Regions from separate parts of the Mus musculus genome. Here region 1 is linked to region 2. A link is a contact called in ENCODE POLR2A ChIA-PET data. All regions are on one chromosome and are shown on one strand. The core of a region is the stretch at or near the end of the contact, and the rest is flanking DNA. Distances in the headings are between cores, read along the strand shown. Region 1 has its middle 23 kb from the start of Tfeb. Region 2 holds the start of Frs3 (fibroblast growth factor receptor substrate 3).

Region 1 (3,315 bases), core at 764-3,263, 68 kb after region 2:
ACATCAATATTAATTCATTTCTTAAGAGTATATATTGCTATTCTTTGGCAGTTTTCATACACGTATAGATATACTATATCTTGATTATACATCCCACCCCTATACTTCCCAAAGCTATGGTCTTGAGAATGAGAGAGGTCTCCCGGGGCCATCTAGGGTAGGATAGGTCGATCTTCCCTTCTCCCCCTCCCTTACTTTAGTCCATGAGGTTCTGTTCCTTCAGTTGGCCTGGGGTTCTCTAGTAGGTGACTGCCCGTGTCCCTTATTCTCTGGGGACTTCTGCCCTGCCTCTGGCTGATGACCCCAGAGGATGGAGACAGCACAGACTGACTCTTTGGTACTGCGTGTCCTCAGAGTGTGGGGCACAGCTGAGTTGATCTGGTGTAGAGCTTTGAACCTGGTATGGCTGCTTTTCCACCCTGAGGAGCCGTGAAGGCAGCAGTCACCCTAGAGGTGCCTCATGGGTGGGCTGATCTTGGGCAGAGAGGCCCCTGCAGCAGTGCAGAGCCCCTTGTACGCCCCACCAAGCTGTGTGGAAGGCCTCGGCCTCGGCATGATAGCCCAGGAAACTGGGACTGGCACCTCGAGTTCTCGTCTCACCTTCCTCTTCTTTCTGCCCTCTTTCGGAGTTCCTGTCTCCTACTCTGTTGAGCTAGCCTCACACTACCCCAGCCCTGGATTCTAGACTCCATCGTAACCTTGAACAGAGACTCTTCCCCAGCCAGCCTGTTTGTTCATCTGTTAGAGTAAAGGGATGGTCTCCACCAGGCCCCACGGCCTCAGGCTCTGTCCTCAGGGCACAGGAGTCATGTCATGGTGAAGACAGGCATTGTGCAAATCCACATGCACACACACACCTATACACACATCCACACACAAACAAACACCCATATACCTATACATACATACACACACACACTTACATACAAACACATATCCCCTATATACACAAACACACATACCCCTACACACACAAACACACACATCTGCATACAAACACACACAGCCCTACACACACACAAATACACAGTTCTACACACACACAAACACAATTCTACACACAAACACACACACATAGACACATCCACATACAAATATGCACCTATGTACACACTCACACACAAACACATGCACACCTATATACACATATATACACATGTACACATCCACACACACATCTGTACACATACATCCACACAAATGCACACATACACATCTATCCATACATACACCTCTATACATCTGAACACACACACACACACACACCTATACACACACACACACAGATCCATATACACACATACACACACACACACACACCTATATACACACATACCTATATACACACACATCCATCCACACACATCCACTCACACACACATGGATTATGCATGTTCTACTGTGTGAGGCTGACAGGATGCCCGTGACTACTCTTGCTTGGCTAGGAAAATGGAGGCCTTTGCCCTTCGGAAAATGAGCGACCTGTCATCTATCTGTGTCTCAGGGGCAAAGGTTGTCACTGTGACTTTTATTTGTGACCTTTGGGGAGTGTGGGCTGCACATTTGTGTAATCTGTTGTGGAGCCTCAGAGGGAGCAAGGGCAGCAAGCTCCTGTCACCAGGTGCCTTCCCAGCTCAGGAGAACGGAAAGTGATCTCAGCAAAGGGCCGAAGCCTGAGGTACCACGTTGGCTTCCTCCCTTCCCCATGCCCACGGGAGCTTCACTCTCACTCCCTGCTCGAACCCTGCTTGTTCCTGGGGGACATGGCTGCCTTTTCCTGCAGTTTAATGCCCCTATCTGTGGAGCTTCAGCCTGCAGCCAAAGGAGGCATGGAGGCCCAGAGTGCAGGCACTGGCGATCCCTGCCCCAGAGGAAGTGGCCGGACGAAGTCCAGTCTGGGACACTGTGGTCAACACCTGATACCGTCTGAGTGATTTTCTGCCTTGAGACCTGCCAGGGAGAGGAGCAGGCAGCTGAACCTGCCCACGGCCTGCTTGGCATGCTGGCTACAGCCAGCTGGTGACTCATTCCCCCAGGGAGGATGCCCAGTACAGGCTATATGGCCAGAGGTCCGGGGTGCCTCAAAAAACCTGTGCAAGTGAAGCCCACACTGGGCAGGCTGTGGAGGGAGCAGAAAAGTCCCACATGTGGGGCCAGGCCACTCTCTTGTCCCTCTGCCCTCTCCGTCACTGGGACTACAATCCCAGGATACACTGTCTCTGTCATGCAAAATCCCTCACAAGAGAGCAGGCAACTAGCGGAGATTCAGGAGTCCCTCTTCCTAGTGGCCTGTTTGCCTTCTCCTCCCTGGACCAAGGCTAGGGAGTACTTGCCTATCCCTGTAGCCTTTTCTCCAGCCTGCTGCCCAGGAGGGGTGGGAGGCTCTCTTCGGGGAAATGAATTCTTGGCCGGAGCCCAGATGCTGGCCTGCCTAGCTTTGCTCCAGGGTGATGCTGGGTGTACACACAGCCCCATTGTGTGCCTGGGCCTCAGGCCTGCGTCATGGGCCTGGCACCAGCACTATCAACACCAGCACTGGCTCCCACAAGGGCCTGAGCCCTCAAGCTCTGGTGAGGGGGCAGGGGCGCTGGTGATTAGGAGAGACTTCTGTGGTGGGGCCAGGGGTGCGGAGTTGCTTGACTGCTGGTCCCCGAGTTCAGGCTGGACCCCCCAGCTCTTCACAGCCAAGCTTGGAAAAAGCAAGGCAAACTTCTTCCCGAGAAACAGCTTCGTCTGGGATCTGAAGGGAACCAGATACGTGAGGACATAGAGCCCCCATGTGCTCTGTAAAGCAAAGGGAATAGTAATCAAGGGTGGTATGGTTGGTGGGGGCAGCAAGCCTCCAAGGCTAGAAAGCAGGCTCTGCCTCAGTTTCCCTATGCCAGCTGTATTGTATATACCCTACCAATAAGGGAAAGTTGTACAGAGGTGAGCTGTGGCCAAGACTGGGCTTAGAATCTCTCTCTCGAGCTCTATAGGCTGGGCCTGAGCCCCCTTCCCAGGCCTAGTTCCACTGGCAAACAGGACATCCTGCCTCTGGATGCTTCTATTCTGAGAGTTTGGCTTGAGTCTCTGTAGCTCCTCAGGTTTCTAGCCTGAAGGGGGCCTCTGTAGCAAAGGAACCTGCCATGAGCCACCTGGCTCCCAGCAAGAAGGGTCCCACCCTGCCTTACACTCAAGCTGAAGGCCAAAGGGAGAGTCCCCAGACATGTCCCCTGTGGGGTCCCTGTTTTCACCTCCTTAGTTGTACCTAGTCCAGGAGCCCCAGTCCCCAGGCCCATCTTCCTAGCTGCCTTGCCCATCCTGGGCATGAGG
Region 2 (3,326 bases), core at 734-3,233:
GGGAACTGAACTCAGAGAGCACTCACTGCTCTTAACCACTGAGCCTTTTTTTTTTTTTTTTTTTTGAGACAGGGTTTCAGAGCCAAGGCTGGCCTTGAACCCCTGATCCTCCTGCCTCCACCTCCAAAGTGCTGAGATCCAAGGCAGGCACCACCACAGCCAGCTTTGCAGCAGCAATTAATGAACAGGCCCAGTGCACCGGTTTAGCCACAGTCCAGATGGGATCACAGCGTCCTTGAGTGGAACTAGCTAAAGTGGAGAAAAGATGAGCCCTGCCCTCAGTGAGGTCTGCAGGCTGGGACCAGTGAATAATAAGAAACAGAGTAGCCAGGGAGAAGAACTGGGGTCCTGGACGGGAATTCTAGGTGAAGGACTGGGTTGTGTCCGGTGGGGATAGCCACAGCAAACTTGTATGTTTATTCAGTGTCTGAGATTATTCTAGAACTAGGATGGAGTCTGACAGCAGCTGGGCTCAGGAGGACGGCCAGTAAATCACTGAGCTTTGGGGATGGGCAGCAGGCTCGGTTTATAACCATCTGAGTACCACCCAACTCCAAGCGCTCCCTCAGTCCCCCTTCCTATACCCAGTACCACCCTTCCCTATTCCCCCGCTTCCCACCCACCTGCTTCCTTCCCGTTCTGTCCCTCAGGTCAGGTTTCCTGTGGAAGGTGGCCAGAATGGACTGTCCACACTCAGGGCTAGGAACAGCCACACCCCTTAGCACCGGTTCAGCTCCATGCAACAAGTCAGGGTGTGTGTGTGTGTGTGTGTGTGTGTAGGGGGGATAGGTTCTGGGGCCCTAGAAGAGGACTTGTACCCTCTTCAGGATCAGTTCTAGTTTGCGTGGAACTGTCCAACACAGAAATAACTATCAGAAAACAGACCTCTACCCAACACCCTTGCTGTCCCCCACCCAAGGACAACCTAATTCACCTCCCGCTACCATTAGACCCCATCTTACTAACATTCTGGTTTCCTTCCATAGTTCCCTTCCTCTCTCCTCTCAGGTAAGAGCAGGCCGAACACTGGCTTCCCACCGCCCTCTCCCAGATGCAACTAGGTTCCAGGGGTCGACCTTCCCCAAACAACACCGGTCCTTGGAAGAATGAGCCTGAGAGGCACTAGAGAGCAGTAGACATGGGAAAGTGTTCCTGACACCCAGTGGAAAAGGAGTGTGGGGGGGGGGTGTGCGCTTTCACCAAGTGGCCTCTAGGTATAGCCCCCAAATTTTCCTAGAACTTGGCCGGTCCATCTGCGAGGCGGAGGGAGGCTCAATACGTGCTTACCGAGTTCGCTTGGGGTCCCTGTCTAGCTGCTGGTTTAGGAGTGGGAATCAAGAATCCGAAAGGGTCTCTGCGTGGCTAAGCACCAGCGCAGCACAGGAGAGATCTGCCGTCGGCCGCGCCCCCAAGTGGCCCTGACAAGGCGGGTGCTTCAGACCGAGGAAAGCGCTTGTGGGTCTCAGGGCAAGAAGGGCACAGGCACCGGTGGACTTGGCTACGCGATGCACGGACGCCAAGCTGCGAACTGTCCGGACTCTCCCGGCCCGGCCCGCCCCCCGGCTTAAGCCCCGCCCCCTCTGGGCCTTTACTGCCCTCCCCTTTGTCCCCAGAGATCCCTCGCCACTTCCCCTCCTGGATTCCGAGTCTTGACCAGTCTTCTCTGATCCGCTTTGCTATGGTGACTCTCTTCTGCTTGAGAGATTGCCCCTACCTCTGTCCCCGTCCCGCCCCGCCGCGCCCCCTTCTCCAGACAGGCCACGCCCCTCAGGAGTCCTAGTCGCGGGCCCCGAGCGCCCTCTGGCGTCTGCGCATGCTCTCTGTCCCCGACTGCAGCAAAGTCCTCCAAAGGGACCTTCTAGGCTGCGTGCCGGTTGCCCCGGCTCGGGTCGGTCCGCCCGCAGCGTCTCGTTGGTGCAGCCAGCGACCTCCGACCCCGCGGGCGCGGGGCGGGGCGGGGCTGGGAGGCCTTAGCTGCGGGCGGGCGGCGGCGGCTGCTGCAGCGGGACCCGGGAGCGGGGCCCGGCGCCGCCTGGGCCGCGGGGCGATGTGAGTCGGGGCGCGTCGGGGCGGGGACCAGGCGGCTCTACCGAGGCCGGGTCGTGCCGCACCGCAGTCTCGGCTTCTACCCTAGAAAGCTCCAAGCGGGCGGGCTAGCGGCGGACCCGGGAGCTGGGGGGGCGGGGATCCAGGCTGGGAGCGCGGCCGCGACCTCCGCGTTCCGTCTGGGTATCTAGAAAACCTCCGGTTACCAGTTCTGCTTTTCGCTCCCCAGACCCCACCCTCTTCTCCCCCTAGTTACACCTTCGGGTCTTCGGGATCCCGCAGAACCCCCTCACTTACGCTCCCAACCCTCTGAACCGCCCACAGTCACATCGTTCTCTGCTCAATGGCCCAAAGGCTTCTGCAACCCTGAAATTCCTCAGCCTTTGCATGCTTTTTGCAGCCCATCTTCTCCCAAGGCTTCGTATACATTTTCAGATCTCATACCTCCATCTAGTGCCTGTACCCAACCCTACCTACTTCAGACAGCCTCCCCATCCCACCCAGTATAATCCCCTTTCGATGGGTCATCTGATAATGTGTTTGATATCGCAAAGAAAAAGAGGGGTGTCGGAAAGATGCAATCCCTCTCCCATCTTGCATCCAGTAGCTCTTGACTTCACACCCCTTCCCAACTCCCTGTTGATAGTTTAAACCCCCATGTTTTTTCCAGTGTCTACCTTTAGCCTGCGCACATTTCCTTCAGCCTGCTTCCTCCTTCCAAAGAATAAGCCAAACCAAGAGTGGGCTTCTTTTTCCACACCTAAGAGGTGTGGAAGGATGCAGGACTCGGGGGACCCTGGGAAGTACTGTTTTCCTGGAACAGGAAGGTGGGATTTCAAGGGTTTTCTTCAGAGTCCTGTTTTGTGGATTCATCTACCTAGGTCTCAGCTAATCTGAAATTTTGCCTCTTATTATAGTTGGACCTTTCTGACACTAGGGTCAGAAAGTCTGTCCAGCATTCAAATGTGAAATGCTTTATAGCTACTTCTTTTTTTTTTAAGATTTATTTATTTATTTCATGTATTTGGGTATACTGTCGCTGTCTTCAGACACACCAGAAGACGGCATTGAATGCCCATTACAGATGGTTGTGAGCCACCATGTGGTTGCTGGGAATTGAACTCAGGACCTCTGGAAGAGCAGCCAGTGCTCTTAAGTGCAGAGCCATCTCTCCAGCCCTGTATCTACGTCTAGAAACTACCTCAACTAGAACTCCCATAGTTGACAGATGTTTCCTCAAAAACAAACAAACAAAACAAAACCAAACCCTAGGGGCAGGA

Evidence for each region. ChIA-PET counts read pairs that join two places held with the same protein, here RNA polymerase II (POLR2A).
Region 1: POLR2A ChIA-PET joins it to region 2 with 14 read pairs in Patski. The contact joins the enhancer-like site here to the promoter of Frs3 in region 2. POLR2A ChIA-PET finds 5 or more read pairs at or near these places in 2 of 5 experiments (Patski and embryonic stem cell).

Annotation. Positions count from the first base shown.
Region 1 is chr17:47,760,697-47,764,011 of GRCm38, forward strand. It overlaps a transcript of Tfeb not described here. Among named protein-coding and RNA genes, the nearest start is that of Tfeb, 23 kb to the right of the region's middle. Within about 2 kb of position 2,014, at least 2 of the 3 ENCODE cell types and tissues checked have a DNase peak (open chromatin) inside an H3K27ac peak, as active enhancers do.
Region 2 is chr17:47,693,224-47,696,549 of GRCm38, forward strand. Frs3 (fibroblast growth factor receptor substrate 3) reads left to right here and starts at 1,984. Exons shown (of 7, transcript NM_144939.2): 1 at 1,984-2,049. Prickle4 (prickle planar cell polarity protein 4) reads right to left here and starts at 1,513. Exons shown (of 7, transcript NM_001290337.1): 1 at 1,288-1,513.